Linked DNA regions of Homo sapiens: all the other regions are linked to region 1. Evidence: read pairs that join two places in POLR2A ChIA-PET (ENCODE). Cell type or tissue: Caco-2. All regions are shown on one strand. Links, peaks and the distances in the headings refer to the core of each region. The heading gives the core; the rest is flanking DNA.

Region 1 (5,488 bases), core at 1-5,000:
GCTTCCAGTTTGGAAGTGGCCAAAGGACAATCATGACCAGAGACTCAGGAGTATGACTGTAATACCCTCACTAGGTATTGACATGCACTAAGCACCTTGATATAGGATTTCACTTCCTTCTGAGTCTTGGGCTGTATGTGCTATTATTCGCTCCGCTGTGCAGATGAGGGAATTGAGGCAGCTTGCCCATGGACATCGATTTGACCTTAGCCAAGCCAAACAATTCCAGGTTCCTAAGGACCGCAGCTCCTCCCCAGACCCCTGGGACCAAGTCACTGGCTGGTGTGCTGGGCATCCCTGAGCCCCAGCCACCCAATTTTACTGGCTCCAGGGTTCTATAGGAAGGAAAAGGGGTAGAAAATTTCAAAAGGCTTCTTCCTTTCAGGGAGGGGGGTTCCCTTTCAGGGGCTTCTGGAATCTCTACCCACTCCAGCCAACTCTGAGGCCATGTGGTCCTGGAACAAGGCCCCTCTGAGGCAGATGGGGCAGGCGGCCCAGGCACATAGCATGGTTGGCTCTGCGGCCCAGGGCGCACAAAGGCCTTATTGAGTCACCACCAGCCCCCGGCAGAGGCTGAGGTGGCAGTGGCGCCGAGCGCCTGCCACCTAATGACTGTCCTGGTCCAGCCAGATGTTCCACAGACCTCCGGAGCAGCGGACTAGGGCCCGCCCGGCCAGCCGGCACCGCAGAGGCCACTGTAATTCCAATTAACCAGCTTCAGCTGAGCAAACAGCGGGCAGTGGTGGCCCAGCCCAGGCGGTAGGCCTGGCCCGCAGAGCCTGCGAGTCTAGACTCCAGATGTGAACCGCCACCATCAGAGTCCCATGGAAAAATGGCACCAGGCCGGGCAAGGATTGGGCCTGCATGCTGGGGAGGGGGTGTGGGTGGTTGGGCAGGGCCCCGAGTGGGCTAGATGCCAGCCTCACCTGGTTTGGGGTGGATTATTAGGAAACTGCTCTAGAACCCAAGTTCTACCCTGCTTTATTAGATTCTGTTTCTGTGCCTCAGTCTCCCATGACTGCGACAAGAGAGAGGGTTCCAAGGGGAAAACCAGCCCTGCTGAGACCCCAGTGTGCACTGACTGTATTTCACGTGACTAGCATTATGCTAGTGCAACTGACCCTTGAACAACACAGGGATTAGGGGCACCAACCCATCATGGTCGAAAATCTGTATAACTTTTCAGTCCCGCAAAACAACTAATAGTCTGCTGTTGACCAGAAGCCTTACCTGATAACATAAACAGTCAAAACATCTTGTATGTTATACGTACTACACTGTCTACCATAGAGTAAGCTAGAGAAAATGTAATTAAGAAAATCCTAAGAGCCAGGCATGGTGGCTCATGCCTGTAATCCCAGCATTTTGGGAGGCCAAGATGGGCAGATCAGGAGGTCAGGAGATCGAGACCATCCTGGCTAACATGGTGAAACCCCCGTTTCTACTAAAAATACAAAAAATTAGCCGGGCATGATGGCAGGCGCCTGTAGTCTCAGCTACTCGGGAGGCTGAGGCAGGAGAATGGCCTGAACCCGGGAGGCAGAGCTTGCAGTAAGCCGAGAGAGGCAGGCGGATCACAAAGTCAGGAGTTCGAGACCAGCCTGGCCAATATGGTGAAACCCCGACTCTACTAAAAATACAAAAATTAGCCTGGCATGGTGGCAGGCGACTGTAGTCCCAGCTACTCAGGAGGCTGAGGTGGGAGAATCACTTGAACCCAAGAGGCGGAGGTTGCAGTGAGCCAAGATTGCACCACCGCACTCCAGCCTGGGGGACAGAGTGAGACTCCGTCTCAAAAAAAAAAAAATTATTCAGTGAAAGTGGATCATCATAAATAAAGATCTTCATCCTGGTCTCTGTGTTGAGGAAGAGGAGGGGGTTGGTCTTGGTGTCTCAGGGGTGGCAGAGGTAGAAAAAAAGTCCACGTTTAAGTGCACCTGCACAATTGAAACCCGTGTTCAAGTTTCAAATGTATCTTAAGATTTACTTAATCGTTGTAACAACACTTTGAGGTACCTACATCATTCTTACGATGGGGAAACTGAGGCAGAGACCGTAAGGGCGGGCCCAGGGGGCATGTGAACCCAGAGTGTCTGGCTTCCAAGACTCGTATTCACCGTGGTGCCGTTTGACATGATCAGGATAATGGATCCCTGGTTCCTTTTGGGGGCAGCATTGGAGAAGGGGGTTTGGCACCGTCAGTCTGACAGCAGGGCTGGCTCCTGCAGTGTGAATGAAGCGGTCTTGTGCTCGACTGTGAAGGGGGGTTAGGACCTGCTTCCCAGGGCGGGTCCAGCTTTCTGAGGGAAAGCCTTCAGAGCCTCCATCAGGCCGGCACCAGGTACCAGTTAAGCACTGGGCAGGGAACAGAAGTGGTCAAACGCCGCTTGCCGCGACTTGAAACTGCTGAATAAATGGATAATGTCAAGCGCTATGGCTTAGGGCAGTAGTACCTCCGGTTCCTACGATCGTGTCTGGGGTCCCTGAGGAGCAAGGCAAGAGTCGGCCATTCAGGAGGTCAGAGTTCAGCTGTTCTTGCACAAGCAGGGAAGCTGAGTCACCCCAAACACGGGCAAGACTAGCGGTGGTATCAAATGGCTATCAGGGGCGGGGCCTCAGGGGCCTGCCCCTGCCTCCCCGCCCTGCGTTTGGATTCCCTCCAGCATTCCGGGCCAGGGCGCGGGAGGCGGAGGCCGAGGAGAGGACGGGAGGAGGCTGCATCCTGCCCTGGTGCGTCAGGAAGGGCCGAGCGAGCGGGAAGGAAAGCACCACCCCCCACCCCCGCCGCGGCCACACCTGGGTTCTCCAGGCGGGCAGGGGGGCCCCCGGGCCGGCGCCTGGCTCCAGCAAGTCTGGGCCGCCTCCCCGCGCCGCCCCGCGGGGGCCGCCAGATGGGCTGCCCGCCCGCCAGCTCAGCGACGCAGGCAGGAAACGCCGGCCGGGCTGCCAGGAACGCGCGCAGGGGAGGGGGCGGGCCCGGCCGGGCCACGCCCGCCGGAGGGGAAGGAGGGGCCAAGCACCGCCCGGCGGGGACTGGTGAGCTCCAAGAGCCTGCGATCCCGGTCCCTGCCTTTACTAGATGGGTTTCCTTGGGTAGGTCGTTTTACTTCTCTGTGCCTCACTTTCCCTACCTGTAAAGCGGGGCTGCCTGTCTCCGCTCTTTTTCCCTTTTCTCTTTTATTTGTGCAGCAGGGTTTCACTCTGTCGCCCAGGCTGAAGTGCAGTGGCGCGATCACGGCCCACTGCAACCTCGACCTCCTGGGCTCAAGCGATCCTCCCACCTCAGGTGGGAATATAGGTGTGTCCCACCACGCCTGGCTTTTTTTTTTTTCCCCTAGTTGAAACGGCGGTTCTCACTCTTGCTCAGGCTGGTCTCGAACTCAGGCTCAAGCAATCTTCCCACCTCGGCCTCCCAAAGTGCTGGGATTAGAGGCGTGAGCCACCGCGCCGTGCCTCAGCTATTTTCGTGTGACCGTGTGATCTCAGGACACTTTCTTTCCCTTCTCTTCCTTGGTTTTCTTACCTGAAAAATGGGGTGAACAATTGAACCTCCCTCAACCATGGGCTAAGCCTTTGTTTTCCTCTCCACCGTAGCCCCAACACTTGGCCCATTGCCTGAAACATGAAGGCACTCAGTATTTGTTGTAAGAGTGACTATAAAGGTTTGGGACAATCCTGAGGGCCTGGCTACAGCAGGCACTTCATAAATGGACACAAATTATCAAATTACCTAGAGTCTAATGTTTACCAACCTGCGGCTTCAGGCAAGTGACTTCCCATCTCTGAGCTTCACTTTCCTCGTCTACATAATGGCTGTGAGGATTAAGTAAAATAAATAAATACATGGAAATCACACATAGTGTGTTCTCAATAGATATTTATGGAAGAGTCTCCAAAATATTAAAAAAAGGGAGATACTATTTTGAGTAAATTTGAGGGCAAGGAATATACAAAGGAGTTAGGTGGCTTGGAAGAAGATTTTTGCTATATATGTAAACTAAGCTGTGTGTGGGTGGGTATTTTGCTTGTTGGTTTTTGAGACAGGCTCTCACTGTAGTCCAGGCTGGAGTGCAGTGTGGCAGTCATAGCTCACTGTAACCTTGAACTCCTGCACTCAAGCCATCCTCCCACTTCAGCCTCCTGAGTAGTTAGGACTACAGGTGCGTGCTACCACACCCTGCTCACTTTGCATTTTTTTTTTATTTTATTTATTTATTTTTTTGAGACATAGTCTCGCTGTGTCGCCCATGCTGGAGTGCAGTGGCGCAATCTCGGCTCACTGCAAGCTCCACCTCCCGGGTTCATGCCATTCTCCTGCCTCAGCCTCCCAAGTAGCTGGGACTACAGGCGCCCACCACCACCCTGGCTAATTTTTTTTTGTATTTTTAGTAGAGACGGGGTTTCACCGTGTTAACCAGGATGGTCTCCATCTCCTGACCTCATGATCCGCCCGTCTAGGCCTCCCAAACATGCTGGGATTAGAGGCGTGAACCACCACGCCCGGCCTCATTTTGTATTTTTAAAACTTTGGCCCGGGCGCGCTGTGGCTCACCTCTGTAATCCAGCACTTTGGGAGGCCACGGCAGGCAGATCACGAGGTCAGGAGTTAGAGACCAGCCTGACCAACATGGTGAAACCCTGTCTGTATTAAAAAGAAATATGGTCAGGTGCAGTGGCTCACGCCTGTAATCCCAACACTTCGGGAGGCCAAGGCGGACTGATCATTTGAGGTCAGGAGTTTGAGAGCAGCCTGGCCAACATGGTGAAATCCCGTTTCTACTAAAAATGAAATAAAATTAGCTGGGTGTGGTGGCACGCGCCTGTAGTCCCAGCTACTCGGGAGGCAGAGGCAGGAGAATTGCTTGAACCCAGGAGGTGGAGGTTGCAGTGAGCCGAGATGGTGCCATTGCACTCCAGCCTGGGCAACAAGAGTGAAACTCCGTCTCAAAAAAAAAAAAAAAAGAAAAGTTTTTTAATTAGGCTGGACATGGCTCACACCTGTAATCCCAGCACTTGGGACGCAAAAGGATGTAGAATGCTTGAGGCCAGGAGTTCAAGACCAGCCTGAGCAACATAGCAAGACTCCTCCCAATCTCTAAAAAATTTTCTTGGCCGGGCGCGGTGGCTCATGCCTGTAATCCCAGCACTTTGGGAGGCCGAGACAGGTGGATCACCTGAGGTGAGGAGCTCGAGACCAGCCTGACCAACATGGTGAAACCCCGTCTCTACTAAAAAATACAAAAATTAGCCAGGAATGGTGGTGGGTGCCTGTAATCCCAGCTACTTGGGAGCCTGAGGCAGGAAAATCTCTTGAACGCGGGAGGCAGAAGTTGCAAGTGAGCCGAGATCATGCCATTGCACTCTAGCCTAGGCAACAGAGCACGACTCCTTATCAAAAAAAGAAAAAAAAAAAAAGGTCGGGCACAGTGGTTTACGCCTGTAATCCCAGTACTTTGGGAGGCCGAGGCGGGTGGATCACGAGGTCAGG
Region 2 (5,511 bases), core at 406-5,405, 190 kb after region 1:
CTAAGAACCCATTCCCAGAAACAGTATTGCTTGGCCAATGGTAAGTAAGAATGTGGTTACATTTTTACATTACTTTGAAATAATATCTGAGACTAGTTGTTGAGGCCCCTTTGATTCTTTCTCTCATGTCTCCATCCTCCTTATCGGGAGAAATCACTATGAATATGTGGTGGGGAACAGAAGTGAGTCCATTGCAGCTGTACTTATCCGTATAGTGCACTGTCCAAATGTGTTGACAGGTGCCATTTTTTGGAAAAGGACTTTAATGGCATCTAGTGGGGATCCTGAGAGGAGTCGTCTGTTGGAAGTGGTGTGGGAGGAAGGGTAAATAAATACAAGGGCCAGCTGTCCTGCGGGGATCTTCCCCATGCCCTTGCTTCACTGGAACTGTAAGGAAATGGCTGGGCTGTCTGAGGATTTCTTTTTCTAAGCTTTTCTTTAAAATAAAAAAGAAAAGAAAAGATTAGCCTAAGAATACTGTTAAATACAATTTGGAAGAAAAAAAATGACCCCACTATTTTTCCAAAACTACCTTAGTTTTAAAACATTTTTATTTTTTTTTCTTTTTGTTTTTGCCAGAGTTCTTTTGGCTAACAAAACTACCTCAGTTTTAATATATTACTTTCCAATTTCTTTCCCAAATAAATAGTCACATCTTTCTACACAGTTGCAATCAGAATGTACATGCACAGGGTAGTTATTGCTGTGTCTCACTGCATTCCTGAAACTATCAGTAGGCTGTTGGTAGAACAGACCCTTCACTGCTTTGTACTGACTTCTGGGCACAGTAGAATCTAAGATAAAATTTCTTGAGAGAACCTAGCTCTGCTCTACCCTCACACACCCCTTATTCCTCCCACCACCCCACTGAGGAGGAAACTCTGTAAGACTATACAGTATCTCTTGTAAGCCCTACAGTTTTTGATGGTTACAGTTTTCTTTCGTTTTTTTTTTTTTTTTTTTTTTGAGATGGAGTCTTGCTCTGTCGCCAGGCTGTAGTGCAGTGGTGCGGTCTCAGCTTACTGCAAATTCCACCTTCCAGGTTCAAGCGATTCCCCTGCCTCAGCTTCTCAAGTAGCTGGGATTAAAGGCATGTGCCACCACGCCTGGCTAATTTTTTGTATTTTAGTAGAGACGGGGTTTCACCATGTTGGCCAAGACAGTCTCGATCTCCTGACCTCATGACCCACCCGCCTCGGCCTCCCAAAGTGCTGGGATTACAGGTGTGAGCCATCGCTCCCGGCTGGTTACAGTTTTCTTTAAGAGGAACATGATATATTTAGGGAGTAGATAAAGCCAGTTCATATTTGTATGACCCTAAATGTGTACCAAACAAAGATAAGGAGTTATTCACAATGCAGAATCTGTACTTTTCCTTTTTTATAATACATTGTTCAATGTTGCCAGTTTTTAGTGATTGTTCTTATAGTCTATCTCGGATGTGTAATGTGTACTTTTTCTTTTGATTGCTAGAACTTTGCTTGTACTTGCCACATGAGTTGGAAGTGTACTGGTAGGGAGCTTTAGTTTGCATTTTAAATGCGTGATAGTGATTTGTTTTGCTTCCTTGCTGATCAGACAATGATGATCTTCCCTTTTCACAGAGGAGAAGGCCAATTTGGAGAATAAGTTACTGGGGAAGAATGGAACTGGAGGGCTTTTTCAGGGCAAAACTCCTTTGAGAAAGGCTAATCTTCAGCAAGCTATTGTCACACCTTTGAAACCAGGTAAGAAAACATCTTAGAAAAAAGCTCCTTGATAGAATGGTGGGACAGTGTTTTAGAAGCCTGAGGTTCTGGGAAAATTACCTAAATGCTCTATCTCTTTGTTTATTATTGGTGAAATGGGCTAATTCATTTCATGATAAATGTAAAACTAATGATGTGCTACACTTAAAAAAAAATCTCTTGGAGCTTAAGCTAACATAGAATTTTTTTTTTTTTTTCTTTAAGATGGGGTCTGGTTCTGTCACCCAGGCTGGTGGAGTACAGTGGCACAGTCATAGCTCACTGCAGCCTCAAACTCCTGAGCTCTTAGTAACTGGGACTACAGGTGCTCAACACCATGCCTGACTGATTTTTAAAAAATTTTAGTAGAGGAGTCTTTGCTAGCCAAGCTGGTCTTGACCTCCGGGCTTCAAGTGATCTTCCTGCCTCAGGGGCTTCCCAAAGTGCTGGGATTATAGGTGTGAGCTACTGTTCCCGGGGGCTAACATAGAATTTTATTGCCAGATACGTAACTGTTATCTTTTTGTGACAAGATTTAATGTAACCTAACCTGGGTCTGGGTGGGAAATAAAACAGCAAGAAAGAAGACTGTACTGCTTGCCATTGTACAAGAATTCTTTGAGTTATGTATCTGATTTTAAAAGATGATGGATCGCTTCTCGGCCTTTTGGCTAAGATCAAGTGTAAAAGATGATTGACATTTAAACTGGTGGGTACTGGATCTGCAGAATATTGTCTGTTTGGTTAGAACATAAGAAGCATTCTTTAAGAGGTCATAAAATCCTTCTTGAAATTGATTCTTTTGAAAAAAACAGCTGTATTTAGATTTAACTCACACATCATATGATTCACTTAAGATAAACATTTCAGTGTTTTTAAGTATATTCACAGAGTTGTGCAACCATCATCCTATCAGTTTAGAACATTTGAAAAGTATTATGTGGGTAAATCTGAAACTGGTCTCCATCACACCATATGACTACTCTCACCTCCCTCCTGTCACCCCTCCTTCAATTAATTTTTTTTTTTTTTTTTTTTTGAGACTGGCGTCTCACCCTGTTGTCCAGGCAGGAGTGCAGTGGTATAGTCTCGGCTCACTGTAACCTCCACCACCTGGGTTCAAGTGATTCTCCTGCCTCAGCTGCCCAAGTAGCTGGGATTACAGGCGCCCACCAGCATGCCCGGCTAATTTTTGTATTTTTAGTAGAGACAGGGTTTCACCATATTGGCCAGGCTGGTCTCAAACTCCTGACCTTGTGATCCGCCCACCTCGGCCTCCCAAAGTGCTGGGATTACAGGCGTGAGCCACTGCACCCGGTCAATATTTATCTTTCTATGCCTGACTTACTTCACTTAACATAATGTCCTTCAGGTTCATCCATGTTGCCATGAATGACAGAATTTCATTCTTTTTTATGGCTAAATAGTATTCCATTGTATATATATATGCCACATTTTATCTGTTCATCTGTTGATGGATACTTCAGTTGATTCCATATCTTGACTATTGTGAATAGTGCTGTAATAAACATAGGAGTGCACATAGATATCTCTTCGATGTACTGATTTCCTTCTTTTTGGATATATACCCAGTAGGGGGATTGCTGGATCATATGGTAATTATATTTTTAATTTTTTGAGGAGCCTCCATACTGTTTTCCATAATAGCTGTACTAATTGACTTTACTACTAACAATATATAAGAGTTCTCCTTTCTCTGCATCCTCAGGGATGCAGAGAAATTTTTAATATTTTTCATAGTGTCCATTCTAACTGGGATGAAAGGATATCTCATTGTGATTTTTAATTTGCATTTCCCTGATGATTAGTGATGTTGAGCATTTTTTCACATACCTGTTTGCCATTTGTATGTGTTCTTTTGAGAGATGTCTGTTCAGCTCATTTGTCCGGCTGTTGAGTTATTTGAGTTCCTTGTGTATTCTGGATATTAGTCCCTTCTTGAATGAATAGTTAGCACGTATTTTCTCCCATTCTTTAGTTGTCTCTTCACTCTGTTGATTGTTTCCTCTGCTGTGCAGAAAGTTTTAAATTTAATATAATCCCATTTGTCTACTTTTGCTTTTGTTGCCTATACTTTTGAGGTCATGTTCATAGGATCTTTGCCCAGAACCGTGTCCTAAAGTATTTCACCTATGTTTTTATTTTATTACTTTATTTATTTATTTTTGAGACAGAGTCTCACTCTGTTGCCCAGGCTGGAGTGCAGTAGTACGATCTCGGCTCACTGCAACCTCCGCCTCCCGGGTTCAAGTGATCCTCCTGCCCCAACCTCCCAAGTAGTTGTGACTACAGGCGCGCACCACCACACCCAGCTAATTTTTGTATTTTTAGTAGAGATGGGGTTTCGTGATGTCGGTCAGGCTGGTCTTGAACTCCTGACTTCAAGTGATCCTCCCACCTCGGCCTCCCAAAGTGCTGGGATTAGAGTCATGAACCACCGCCCTCGGCCTCCCCTATGTTTTTAGTTGTTTCATAGTTTAAGGTCTTACATATTAGTCTTTAATCCATTTTGAGTTGATTTTTGTATATGGTAAGAAATAGATGTCTAGTTTCATTTTTCTGCATTTAAATATCTAGTTTGATCAGCACCATTTTTTGATTTTTCAAATTTAAATTTTATTTTAGAGATGAGGTCTTACTCTATTGCCTAGGCTTGTCTCAGAATTCCTGGGCTTAAACAATCCTACCACTTCAGCCTCCCAAAGCTAGCACCATTTATTGAAAAGACTGTCCCTCCACCAAGGAATGTTCTTGGTGCTGTTGTCAAAAATCAGTTGGCTATAAATACGTGGATTTTTTCCTGGGTTCTCTATCCTATTCCATTTGTCTGTGTGTCTGTTTTTATGCCAGTACCATGCTGTTATGGTTACTATAGCTTTGTAATGTATTTTGAAGGCTGGTAATTTGATGCCTTCAGCTTTGTTCTCTTTGCATAGGATTGGTTTGGCTATATGGGGTCTTTTGTGGTTCCATGTGAATTTTAGGTTTTTTTTCTTGAGACAGAGTCTCACTCTTGTTGCCCAGGCTGGAGTGCAGTGGTGCGATCTTGGCTTACTGCAACCTCCGCCCCCCGGGTTCAAGTGATTCTCCTGCCTCAGCCTCTGGAGTAGCTGGGATTACAGGCATCTGCCACCACCCCTAGATAATTTTTGTATTTTTAATAGAGATGGAGTTTCACCATTTTGGCCAGGCTGGTCTCGAACTCCTGACCTCAGGTGATCTACCTGCCTCGGCCTCTGAAAGTGCTGGGATTACAGGCGTGAGCTACTGCGCCTGTCCTGCTTATACATTATTTATGGCTGTTGTATTCTTACTAATTTTTCTTTCCATTTGTTCCATCAATTAGAGAGAGAGGTAGTGAAATCTCAGACTGTAATTATGGATTTGTCTCTTTATCTTTATAATTTTTGCTTCATATAGTTTGAAGCTACTATTAGATGCATAAATGTTTAGGATTGTTATGTCACGTTGATGAATTGGCCACTTTAATTTAATTTAAATTTAATTTAATTTAAATTTAATTTTTTTTTTTTTTTTGGCTGGACGTGATACCTCATGCCTGTAATCCCAGCACTTTGGGAGGCTGAGGTGGGCGGATCACAAGGTCAGGAGTTCGAGACCAGCCTGGCCAATATGGTGAAACCCTGTCTCTACTGAAAAATACAAAAATTAGCCGGGTGTGGTGGTGCGCACCTGTAGTCCCAGCTACTCGGGAGGCTGAGGTAGGAGAATCGCTGAAACCTGGGAGGCGGAGGCTGCAGTG
Region 3 (5,511 bases), core at 324-5,323, 110 kb after region 1:
CCCCTGGGATTCCGATGCCTCCCGTCATCTCAACTCTCTCATTTCAACCCTGGTGACTCCCTATTCTTTCGTAAGTAGATGGCCACAGCCCTCCATTCTTCTCCCAGTGTCCAGGGTGAGAAAAACCAATACTCACCCTTGGAACAGAGTCGGAGACTCCAGGGACCTTACAGCATGCCCATCCAACCTTCCATGTAATACTCAAGCTCACCACGAACACCCCCATTTCACAGACAGGGTTCAGAAGGGTGGAGTGCTGAAGTCCCACAGTGGGTCTGTTTCATTCTGATGGTCCACACCCATGGGAGTTGGTAGTCATCTCGAGGGCATTCTCTCCTTATGCACTTATGGAGAGCTCCCTCCTTCCTGGGTGGGACATTTCATCTTCGGACAGCCCCGTTGGAAAACTCTTCCCTGTCAGGGAGCTGATGCTCGTCTCCCTCTGTCTCCCTTGACTGGCTGGTCTTAGTTCTGCTCTCTCTCCGCTGCTGCTCTCCTGCTCTCCTCCAAGTATCAGTTGTCTCATTTGTGAAATGGAAGTGCTATCTGGATAAAGGCAATTAATTTCTACTTCTCTACCAAGCTGGGCTGCCAGAGCACAGAGCAGGCAGAGAACCAATAAGTCTTGCAAACTAGATTAAGATATTTTGCTTTTGACCTCATCTGTAAAATGCGGATTAAAAAAATCCTTATTTAATTTTTTTTTTTTTTTTTGAGACAGAGTCTCACTCTGTCGCCCAGGCTGGAGTGCAGTGGCACAATCTTGGCTCACTGCAACCTCTGCCTCCCACGTTCAAGTGATTCTTCTGCCTCAGCCTCCCAAGTAATTGGGACTACAGGCATGCACCACCATGCCTGGCTAATTTTTTTGTATTTTTAGTAGAGACTGGATTTCACCATGTTGGTCAGGCTGGTCTCAAACTCCTGACCTCAAATGATCCACCCACCTCGGCCCCCCAAAGTGCTGAGATTACAGGCGTCAGCCACTGCATCTGGCCCAAAATGTCCTTATTTCAAAAGAATACCATGAGGATTCAAATTAATACATGTAAAGGTCTTAGAATTGTGCATGGCACATAGTTAACTTTGAGTAAATGTCTGGTTTATTGTTCTTACTAGTAGACCATGGCTCAGCTTGTGTCTCGGAGCCTTCTCTATGGCTTACAAGGGCCTGCAGGGTTTTCTCAGCTTCACCTAGGGCCAGGCTGCTTCATTCCTCACATGCCATGTTCTGTTCAGACTCAGGACCTTTGCCCACACTGGTGCTTCTACCAAGCTCTGTCCCACTTATCTCTGAGGTCTTAATCCACAGGTCACTTTCTCAAGGAGCCTAGCTGCTCACTTCTTCCCCCATCTGACCATGGGCTCTGTCCCCTAGGCCTTGCCCAGTGCTGGGTCCAGAGAAGGTGCTGAAGAGTCTGGCTGAGTGTTGGACAGAGAGGAGGGAAGAGAAGAAAGGCCAGTTCCCACTCTCTTCATCCCTTTCCTCACTGCCTGGCAAAACTAGAAAGAGGCCCCAATATAGCAGGTGATTATGCAAGGTGTCCAGTATTCTCCAGACACTTTCTCTCAGGATAAGGAAAGGGGACAGGAAGCTTATGGGAAAGTTCTAGAAAAGGCATCTTTTGCACTGTGCTGAGGCAACAGGCAGGAATGGGGTAGCAATCTCCAAAAACTAGGACTTCTTTCTGAGGTCTTTGACCCCAAGTGCTCCATAGTCCAAAGCAGCTTCTCCTTCCTCCTCTCCACCCAAAGCTATGGCGACTCCCTTGTCTGATGCAGATCAGTGCTGGATGCTGTGGGGAAGAGAGTACTGGGCTGACAGTCAGTGGATGTGGATTTTGTTTCCCAGTTCCATCGCTGATTTGCAGGTGAGTCCTTTCCCCTGCCTGAGACTCTGGGAAAGTATGGGCCTTTCCCCAACTGTCAAATGAAGTGGGAATCATCTCAAAGGGCTCCGTCTAGGGCTACAGCATAAGGAGAATGAAAGTAACTCATGCAGACAGATGAGTGACTACCAGGGTTCTCTCTCTCAGGGGTATCCAAAAGATCCAGTAATTAGTGTGTAAATTGAGAAGCAACATTCTGAAGTAGGAGAACTTGTTGCCACAAAGGAGTCTGATCCTTCTCCACCTCAAAGCCCGCTGGGCATTGCTCTGAACCTGCAGGATTCCAGGGGAAGAGAGCAATAGGCACATCTATGACCAGGCAGACTCCTGGGCAAGGCTAGATCTTTCCACGCTCTAGCTCCTGTGGCCTCGACCTCTTCACCCCAGCACCGCCTCCAACTAGTCCAGACAAGTCCCAAGTATTTTCAGCCACCTTTATCTGATCAGAAATGTTTGGAATTCCACAGCAGAAGGCAACAGCTCTGGAGGATTTGGGGAAGGGAGCAAATCCCTGCAACACCCTTCTCTCCCCACTGTACAGATGAATGCTCACACCCCATGTAACCAAAAACTCAGGGCTGAAGGCACCCACGGTGTTGCATTTCCTTCTATTCTGTGATGTGATGGAACTGGGAAACAAAACCCACATCCACTGACTGTCAGCCTCATACTCTTCTCTGCAGCATCCAACATTGATCTGCACCAGACAAGGGAGTGGGTTCCTTCTTGTTTTCTACCCTATTCATTTCTGCCCCAGTCCATTACCCCTTTAAGGTGCAGAACAGTAAGATGCCTGAGATGGTGAGAAGAGGGCTAGGGTACTTTGCCTGATGTCGAGGGAGGGGGCACCCAGAGGTGTGCTGTTCACAGTCAATACCCAGAGCACCACCACCAGGAGGCCTGGAAGCAACTCACTGTCCCACTTGATGTGGCCTGTGGACCACCAGAAATTTCAGAGCGTCACAGAGATGTGTGGTTCGATCCTGAGCAGGTAAGAAACTGAGGCCCAGAGGAAGTGAAGGGATACCTCCAAGGCTTCATACAGGGACAGAGCACAGCCTGGTCTCAGGCCTCCCTACCCTGGAGTGAGACAGTGTGGCTTCCAACCCTAGTTCTGTGACTACCTGGTTGCAGGACCTGGAGCAAGACACTTTCCCCCTCCAAGCCTGGTGTTCCGGCTGCAAAATGAAAACAGCTGTACTTACTTCACAGGCCTAGCAGCAGAGTTCAATGGTCCATGGTAAGCGTTCTGTAAATGTTAGCTGCTGCTGCTGCTGTTGTTATTATTATCGTTATTAATTGAGACGAAGTCTCACTCTGTCTCTGTCGCCCAGGCTGGAGTGCAGTGGTGTGATCTCTGCTCACTGCAACCTCTGCCTCCTGGGTTCAAGCGATTCTTGTGCCTCAGCCTCCTGAGTAGCTGGGATTATAGGCATGTGCCACCACACTAATTTTTGTATTTTTGCAGGCTAATTTTTGTATTTTTAGTGGAAATGGGGTTTCGCTATGTTGGCCAGGCTGGTCTCGTACTCCTGGCCTCAAGTGATCTGCCTGCCTCAGCCTCCCAAAGTGCTGGGATTATAGGCATGAGCCACTGCACCCAGCCTGTTTTTTTATAGCTAAAAAATCAGTGGCTCCATTTGTGCTTCTCATAGTGTCTCTCTTATTTGTAGCTATAAACAAACAAAAAGTAACAGCTAGTATTTGCTGAACTAATATTTACTGTTTGAATTCTCAAAATCTTGCAAGTAGGTGCTGTTCCCATTTTACCAATGAGGAAACTAAAATTCAGCGAAGTGATGAGACTTTGCCTGAGGCCCCTGGTTACTAGTGAGGGCATTCAACTTCACAGCATGTTAAATTTACCAGTGCAACAGGATACATGAAGAGATTTTACTAAGACCTTCTTTCCTTCACCCTTTCACCTACCCAATATTTACTGAGAATCTGCTATTCTTAGGCCTTCGAAGTCAGAGATGACTTTAAGTACATGGAAGTAGCATTCCCCCCTGGTTCCCTGGGTGCCTTGAGGGGTGAGAAAGGGAAGAGTGTGCTGAGGCTACTCAGTGATGAACCCACTTTCCCCTAAGCCAGATCTGCAAGGACAGTACTTGCAGAGAGAGTTCCTCCCTCTGTCTGATCTTTATCTTGGAAACAAAAGTGATGCCACGTAGCTTTGGTGAAGCTATTAGATGAGTTTTCTAAGATGGGACATGACCTATTTGTAAGCCAGGCTGACCTATGGAGTTGTAGGAAGGCCCAGACAGGCTGCCTTCCCTAGCTTTGGACACTCAGTCATTCAACAAATCTTCATTAAGTGCCCACTAAGAGTCAGGCACTGTACTAAGCGCTGGGGATAAAGCAGTGACTAAATAGAATGAAAATTCGTACCTGTATGAGTTTATAATCAAATGGGAAGAGACAGGCAATAAACATGTCAGACGGTGATGCATTAAGAAAGAATAAATGTGAGAAAGGGGGTACAGAGAAACATGGAAGAAGGTAAGATTAGAATCCATGGTCAGGGACAACTTCTTAAGGAGGTGAATTTGATCAGAGACCTGAATGAAATGAGGAAACAGGCACTGCAAAGATCTGAGAAAAGGCTGTGGGAACAAGTGCAAAGGCCCAGAGGCAGGAACACGCTTGAGGTGCTCCAGGAACAGGAAAAATGCCAGTGTGGCTGAAGTCCAGTGAATGTGAGGAGACTGGTGGTGATGAGATCTGGAGGTAGCCAAGGGCCCGATTGTGTGGGGCCTGGTAGGCCATTTAAAGACTTGGGCTTGTCCTGGGAAAGCACTGTAGGGTTTTGAGCAGGGGAAGGACATGACCTGACCTTGGTGTTAAATAGCGTCCGTCTGGCTGCTGGGTGGAGATCTCCAGGGGTCTGGTGAGATAATCAGGAAAATATGACAGTGGCTTAGCCACAATGGTGCCAGGGAAGTTGGTGAGAAGCAGTCAGTTTCAGAATTTATTTTTTAAAGTAAGGCTGGGCCAGGTGTAGCGGCTCATGTCTACAATCCCAGCACTTGGGAGGCCGAGGTGAGAGGACTGCTTGAGTCCAAAAGTTTCAGACCAGTCTGGGCAACATGGGAAAATCCTATTTTTACAAAAAAATGACACAAAGTAGCCAGGCGTGATGGCATGTTCCAGCTATTCCGGAGGCTGAGGTGGGAGGACTGCTGGAGCCCAGGAGGCTGAGGCTGCAGTGAGCCATGACTGCGCCACTGCACTTCAGCCTGGAAGACACAGCAAGATACTGTTCTTAATCAATCAATCAATCAATAAAAGTAGAGCTGAAAGGATTTGCTGATGAATTAGATGTGGACTGTGGGAGTTGCCTGCCCTCTTGGCCCTCTGTTTCCCATCTATAAAAGGCGAGAGAAGAGGCCCTTGGGGATTTCTTTCCAGTTTGATAACTATGAGGACCTATATGAAGAAAGAGATAAAGCAACTATTTCTGCTGCTCTCATGGAAGCAAAATCATTTGCTCACCAGGCCTCAAAGTGTGGATGGCAATAAGATGAGGAAGGCAGAGATGGACAGAGACAGTGCAGCAAAGGGAGGGCAGGGCTCTGCCTAGGCTGTGGCTATTCCACTTTCAGCACACACATTACCGCCA
Region 4 (5,511 bases), core at 292-5,291, 230 kb after region 1:
CCCCAAACAGAGACAGGGTCCATCCCTTGTACTGTGAGAAATCCAGTTCTACCCTAGTCCTTTTATTTCTTGTGGGTTCACAGCAGCATTCATTTTTTTTCTGATTTCCTCTTGTTTTTTTCCACTTCTGCTTATCTCTTGATCTCTGTGTCTGTTCTTTGTAGATTTTCTCTCTACTGGTATCAGCATTTCTCCTCTATCACTATCATTCATGTATTTCCATCTGGAATCATTTTTTCATATACCTTGTCTGGTTTTGTTCGTTGTTGTTTCAGGCAGGGGAATAAATCCGGCCCTCAGATTGAGGGTTTTGGGAGTGTTACTGAGAATTATGGATGTGAGGGATCCTTCTGCCCCATTTGCTCCATTCTGGATAATCCCCTGTGCAAACTCATGTCAGTGGTAATAAGTGACAGTCTGTTAGAGGCCACAAAGAGGAGTTACATTACTTTAGAGAAAGTAGCTTAACACTGAGATGTCAACATTCAGTGCCTCTTGCTTCCCAAAATTTCTCAGTTTCCCAGGGGCAATCTTTTCCTCCACCACATGGTCTCTTGCCTAGTACTGAGCCCTCTTTTTCTGGACCACCGCACATCACCTTCATTTTTCTAGCACACTCTCCCATTTTTCCCAGAAACTCAAACTTTCTGCTTGCATTTTACAGAAAAATTATTTTATTCATCCCTTCAGGCCATGTGCTAATAGGAGCATCATCTTTCCACACTCAGGTCACTCAGGAATTTTCCTAAATAAAGAACATATCCTGAGATAAGAATTTACTGAATTTTAAGAATTTAGCTGCTACTTTTTGCTCGCCTTTTTTTTTTTTTTTTTTTGGGAGATCTCGCTCTGTCACCCAGGCTGGACTGCAGTGGCACTGTCTTGGCTCACTGCAACCTCTGCCTCCAAGCGATTCTCCTGCCTCAGCCTCCTGAGTAGCTGGGATTACAGGCACATGCCACCACACCAAGCTAATTTTTGTATTTTTAGTAGAGACGGGATTTCGCCATTTTGTCCAGGCTGGTCTCGAGCTCCTGACCTCAAGGGATCTGCCCACCTCAGCCTCCCAAAGTGCTGGGATTACAAGTGTGAGCCACCATGCCTGGCCTTTGCTTGGCTATTTTGCAAAGCTCCTAGCACATACACACATGCAGATTGTCAGAATTCCTGGGAATTCTGGGAAATCTGGGAAGCATGCTGCTTTGTTTTCAGTGCATTTTTAACTTGGCCATGATTTCCTATTGCTGATATTTTTTTTTTTTTGAAACGGGGTTTTGCTGTTGTCACCCAGGCTGGAGTGCAGTGGCGTGTTGTCAGCTCACTGCAACCTCTGCCTTGCAGGTTCAAGCAATTCTGCCTCAGCCTCCCGAGTAGCTGGGATTACAGGCATGCACCTGGCTAATTTTGTATTTTTAGTAGAGAGGGGGTTTCTCCATGTTGGTCAGGCTGGTCTTGAACTCCCGATCTCAGGTGATCTGCCTGACTCGGCCTCCCAAAGTGCTGGGATTACAGGCGTGAGCCACAACGCCCAGCGATATTCTTGTACTAATTAATATATGTATAAGATTACTGCTCACTCTTAGCTTTGGTTGATTGTTTTGTCCTGTGTAATTGCTTGGTTACCATTTTGATTGTTTTATTCCTTACCAGGTCTTTTTTCTAGAGTCTTGTCCCTGGGAAGTGGAGCCAGCATGGTAGACAGAACAAAGTTGCAGTTGCTCCAGCATTTAACAGAGATGAGACCTGGACACGAATAATCGTAACACAAGATGGGATGTGATTCAGTAATGTGAGACAGAGTGCTGTGGGAGTTTAGGGATTGTTTTTGAAAGTGAGGTTGCAGTTTGTAAAGGTTTTTTTTTTTTTTTTTAAAGTAAAATTTGCAAAAGTAGTACTGCCTTTTGGAAACAAGTAAAATGCTACTAACTGTATGAAATAAAACACGAAAGTCTCCTTCCTTCCCCTACTCCCACGTCCCAGTGTAACCCATGGTTCGCAATAGGATTCTTCCAGAATGTTTTCTCTGAGCACACACATAGAGCATTTTTTTTAAAAGAAATAAGATAGTAGTAGCATTATGCATTTTTAAAAATTTTAATTTGTTCTTTAAAAGGTTATACATTCACATAGTTCTGAATTGAAAAGATACAAACGTAGAGTCTTCCTCCTGCCTTTTCTTCCCAACTGCTCAGCTCCCCTCCCCAGAGATAGTGCTGCCAGTTTCTTAAGTTCCCTTGCAGAGACTGTTTCTTCCTATACATACTCCTACCTACCCTCCTTCTCTTATTTTTTTACACAAATAGCATCATACTTTACACTCTGTACCTTGGTTTTTTCATACATGTTGTGCATTTTAAAGATGTAGTTCAGGTGCCACCTCAGGCATGTCCTGGCTTCCTTCCTGACAAGTATGAAGCCTCTTATGACAATCTAGTGACATGGAGGCAGACCTGCATGATGTCCTGGGTTTGTGACCTGAGGTCCCAAGGACTAGAGGGCAAGGTAGCAGCACCTGGTCCTCATCTCCTCCTGGCTTAATTGAGCTTTGGGGGCTTGCGTATTGTCTTGAGTGTTTGGTTGAACCTGTATATCCTGTTGGATCAATCTTGATATTGCTTCCTTTTCATTTCTCTCGATGAAGGCCGTCTTACTGAATCTTGTCTGCTGGGGAAGTTCCTCATTGCTGAGAGCAGCAGTTAAAAAAGCTGTTAGCCACGTGGCTGGGCTCCTATTTCTGCAGAGGCAGGCTGAGTTACAGCTTGGTGGTGTGGATCCAGGTAGGAATTGGTCAACATTCTGAATCCTGAGCTGCCATCTGCCTCGTAGCCTGCTGGGATGCTCAGTTTAGACAACATATAAAGTTTCCTGGATACGGGACAAACCCAGGCCTATGGAAAGAGCAGGAAGGTTAAAGTGTGTGGTACTTTGGGCAATGACGAAGGCGTAACCAGGGAGCTGACATGTTTGCTCCAAAGCCAAGAATTCCAGGACAATTTGTTATCCAGCTGAAGCCAGTGTAGTTGCTACAAAAAAGCCTGGGGACAAAAGCATGCTTTTTACTTGTTTCCCTGTCTTCTTGCACACCTACTCTATTTTCTAAAGCTGTAGTAAAGGTTGCTGACATTGGAAATGTTTGATGATTTTTGCTATTCTCCTCGTAAATGAATAAGAGTCTGGGCTCAGGCCAAACCATGGCTCTATGTGCTGAAAGTATCAGCTTCCTGAAACAGCTTCACAAATGCTGACATTTCACTCAGACCAGGAGGGTCAGGGGAAAGGCCTAAGCAAGTACTAGGTTTTATCATGAAAGAATGATTTCAACAGACTAAACCTGGTCTGATGGCATCAAATGCCCTTCCCCCACCTTTTTTTTTTTTTTTTTTTAAAGCATTATTGGTCAGAGAGGAAATAGAAACTTGGGCTGTCAGATCTGAAGAGACCCACATAGCATGGGACTGGTGTCCCAGAACATTGCAGGTGTGTGAATGCATGAAGAGTTGCATCCAAGTGCTATTGCCCAGCTTGTTTGGGCACTGATGGTCTCAGGTCTTCTTTCAGGAGCAAGGGTGGGAGACATTTCCAGTGGGTCAAGATACTAGTCAGTGGTCATAACTTGTAATGTGAAAAGCAGTCTGGGGCAGCCTTATTTAAGCTTGCTTAGTGGTGAAGAGAGAGGAGAAGGCTGTAGCCTTGCACTGACGCACCTCTATCACCATACTCAGGGACACTCTGTGACACAGATGAGTGGGGTTTTTTTTTTTCTTTTGTAAAACTTTGGTTTTATACATAGTAGAGCTTTTCTCTCTCTCTCTCTCTATATATATATATATGTGTGTGTGTGTGTGTGTGTGTATGTATATATATATATGTATATGTATATATATAGTATTCTTTTCTTTTTCTTTCTTTTTTGAGACGGAGTTTCCCTCTGTTGCCCAGGCTGGAGTGCAGTGGCATGATCTCAGCTCACTGCAACCTCCGCCTTCCGGGTTCAAACAATTCTCCTGCCTCAGCCTCCTGAGTAGCTGAGATTACAGGCACGCACCACCACGCCTGGCTAATTTTTGTGTTTTTAGTGCAGATGAGGTTTTACCATGTTGGTCAGGCTGGTCTTGAACTCCTGACATCGTGATCCACCCGCCTCGGCCTCCCAAAGTGCTGGGATTACAGGCGTGAGCCACAGCACCCAGCTGGTATTATTTTTCATTTAGCATAATAGTAACTCATTTTTCCTGTATTATTGCATACTTTGTAAATACCAATTTTAACAGCAGGATGCTATTCCATTGTTCTGAGTTTGCTTCTCCACATTGAAAGTGCTTATTTTACAAAGGATTTTTCTTAGCTCTATTTGCAGGACAGAATTGTCTGCATTTGCTTCCCCCTAACACATCATGTTTGTCTCTAAACTTTATTATTATTATTGTTTACTAGTCATCTTTTATTTGGAGGTTTATTTTCATTTGGATAAAAAGATTCAGCAATGATCACATTCCTCATGGAGGGATTCTGGGCCAAGGAGGTTATGGTCAAGAGTGCGGAGTGTGCTCTCCACACTGGCCCCTCTTCGGTGGTTCTTATGTTTGAGCTCCTTATAAGAAAGGCAGTGGCCAAAAGGCACGTAAGCTGCCAGCACCATGGAAACCCTGGTGACACTCCCTTTTTTCATGTTGTCATGCTTGTTGTATTTAATAGTATCTGTGGTAACCTCTTTGAAACGCTTCAACAATGCCTTTGGTGGTAAAATCAGTATCCAGCTTGGCAGCTCTACTAATATGACATCCATGAATGAGTTTCTTCTTCATTGGTATGACTGATGCCATTGTGGAGTCCTGGTGTCTGCTGTCTCTAAACTTTAAATGGTGGTTCTCAAACCACTTACCAGTCTATGTTTGTAATTAAAATATAAGCTTGAAAGTGAATAGAAGCCCTTCCCAAAAGCATAGTTAATGACATTATCCTGGCTTGCACATTTGCTGAATGGAAAGCTCTTTTTGGCTGATATGATGTCAACATTACTAACACCCATGTCCAGAGACAACGTTCATTGGCATTTAACAAAGCCTTTCTGGAGATAATTCTAGTTATGTTCTTTAAAGTCTTGGGATGCCACATTTTCAAGTAGATTTGTTGTCTCTACTTTAGATCAGATTTGAAAGGAGAAAGCTCTTAGTCTTTCTTAACTCTACCAGGAGGTTGGGTGCGGTGGCTCACGCCTGTAATCCCAGCACTTTGGGAGGCCGAGGCAGGTGGATCACAAAGTCAGGAGTTTGAGACCAGCCTGACCAACATTGTGAAACCCTGTCTATACTAAAAATACAAAAATTAGCCAAGCGTGGTGACAGGCGCCTGTAATCCCAGCTACTCAGGAGGCTGCGGCAGGAGAATCGCTTGAACCTGGGAGGCGGAGGTTGCAGTGAGCCAAGATCATGCCACTGCACTCCAGCCTGGGCGACAGAGCAAGACTCCATCTAGAAAAACAAAACAAAGCAAAACAAAACAAAACAAAGA

Evidence for each region. ChIA-PET counts read pairs that join two places held together with the same protein. Peaks named below come from ENCODE experiments on the same cell type or tissue, not always from the same donor. Only the 100,000 strongest peaks of a DNase experiment are listed, where the experiment ranks them.
Region 2: POLR2A ChIA-PET joins it to region 1 with 10 read pairs; 6 of 35 experiments call an interaction of 5 or more read pairs at or near these places.
Region 3: POLR2A ChIA-PET joins it to region 1 with 11 read pairs; 10 of 35 experiments call an interaction of 5 or more read pairs at or near these places.
Region 4: POLR2A ChIA-PET joins it to region 1 with 17 read pairs; 3 of 35 experiments call an interaction of 5 or more read pairs at or near these places.

What each region holds. Positions count from the first base shown.
Region 1 is chr20:31,570,346-31,575,833 of GRCh38, forward strand. HM13-AS1 (HM13 antisense RNA 1) reads right to left here and starts at 2,918. Exons shown (of 3, transcript NR_046853.2): 1 at 2,797-2,918; 2 at 2,454-2,578. LOC107985416 (a long non-coding RNA gene) reads left to right here and starts at 2,665. Exons shown (of 3, transcript XR_005647051.2): 1 at 2,665-3,093. RefSeq lists an enhancer at 2,275-2,816 and silencers at 2,618-3,197, 4,700-4,869. In Caco-2, for the core only: a CTCF peak has its summit at 2,360; a DNase peak (open chromatin) is centred at 2,706; H3K4me3 peaks cover 1,862 bases.
Region 2 is chr20:31,758,453-31,763,963 of GRCh38, forward strand. It overlaps TPX2 (TPX2 microtubule nucleation factor), which reads left to right. Exons shown (of 18, transcript NM_012112.5): 4 at 1,605-1,727. Among named protein-coding and RNA genes, the nearest start is that of TPX2, 22 kb to the left of the region's middle. In Caco-2, for the core only: no CTCF peak of the experiment used is centred there; no DNase peak of the experiment used is centred there.
Region 3 is chr20:31,676,486-31,681,996 of GRCh38, forward strand. All of the region lies in intron 2 of BCL2L1 (BCL2 like 1), which reads right to left. BCL2L1-AS1 (BCL2L1 antisense RNA 1) reads left to right here. Exons shown (of 4, transcript NR_187576.1): 2 at 1,783-1,871. Among named protein-coding and RNA genes, the nearest start is that of BCL2L1-AS1, 4.1 kb to the left of the region's middle. RefSeq lists an enhancer at 1-594. In Caco-2, for the core only: a CTCF peak has its summit at 2,796; DNase peaks (open chromatin) are centred at 1,256, 2,276 and 2,796.
Region 4 is chr20:31,803,939-31,809,449 of GRCh38, forward strand. It overlaps the pseudogene ATP5MFP7. Among named protein-coding and RNA genes, the nearest start is that of MYLK2, 13 kb to the right of the region's middle. In Caco-2, for the core only: no CTCF peak of the experiment used is centred there; no DNase peak of the experiment used is centred there.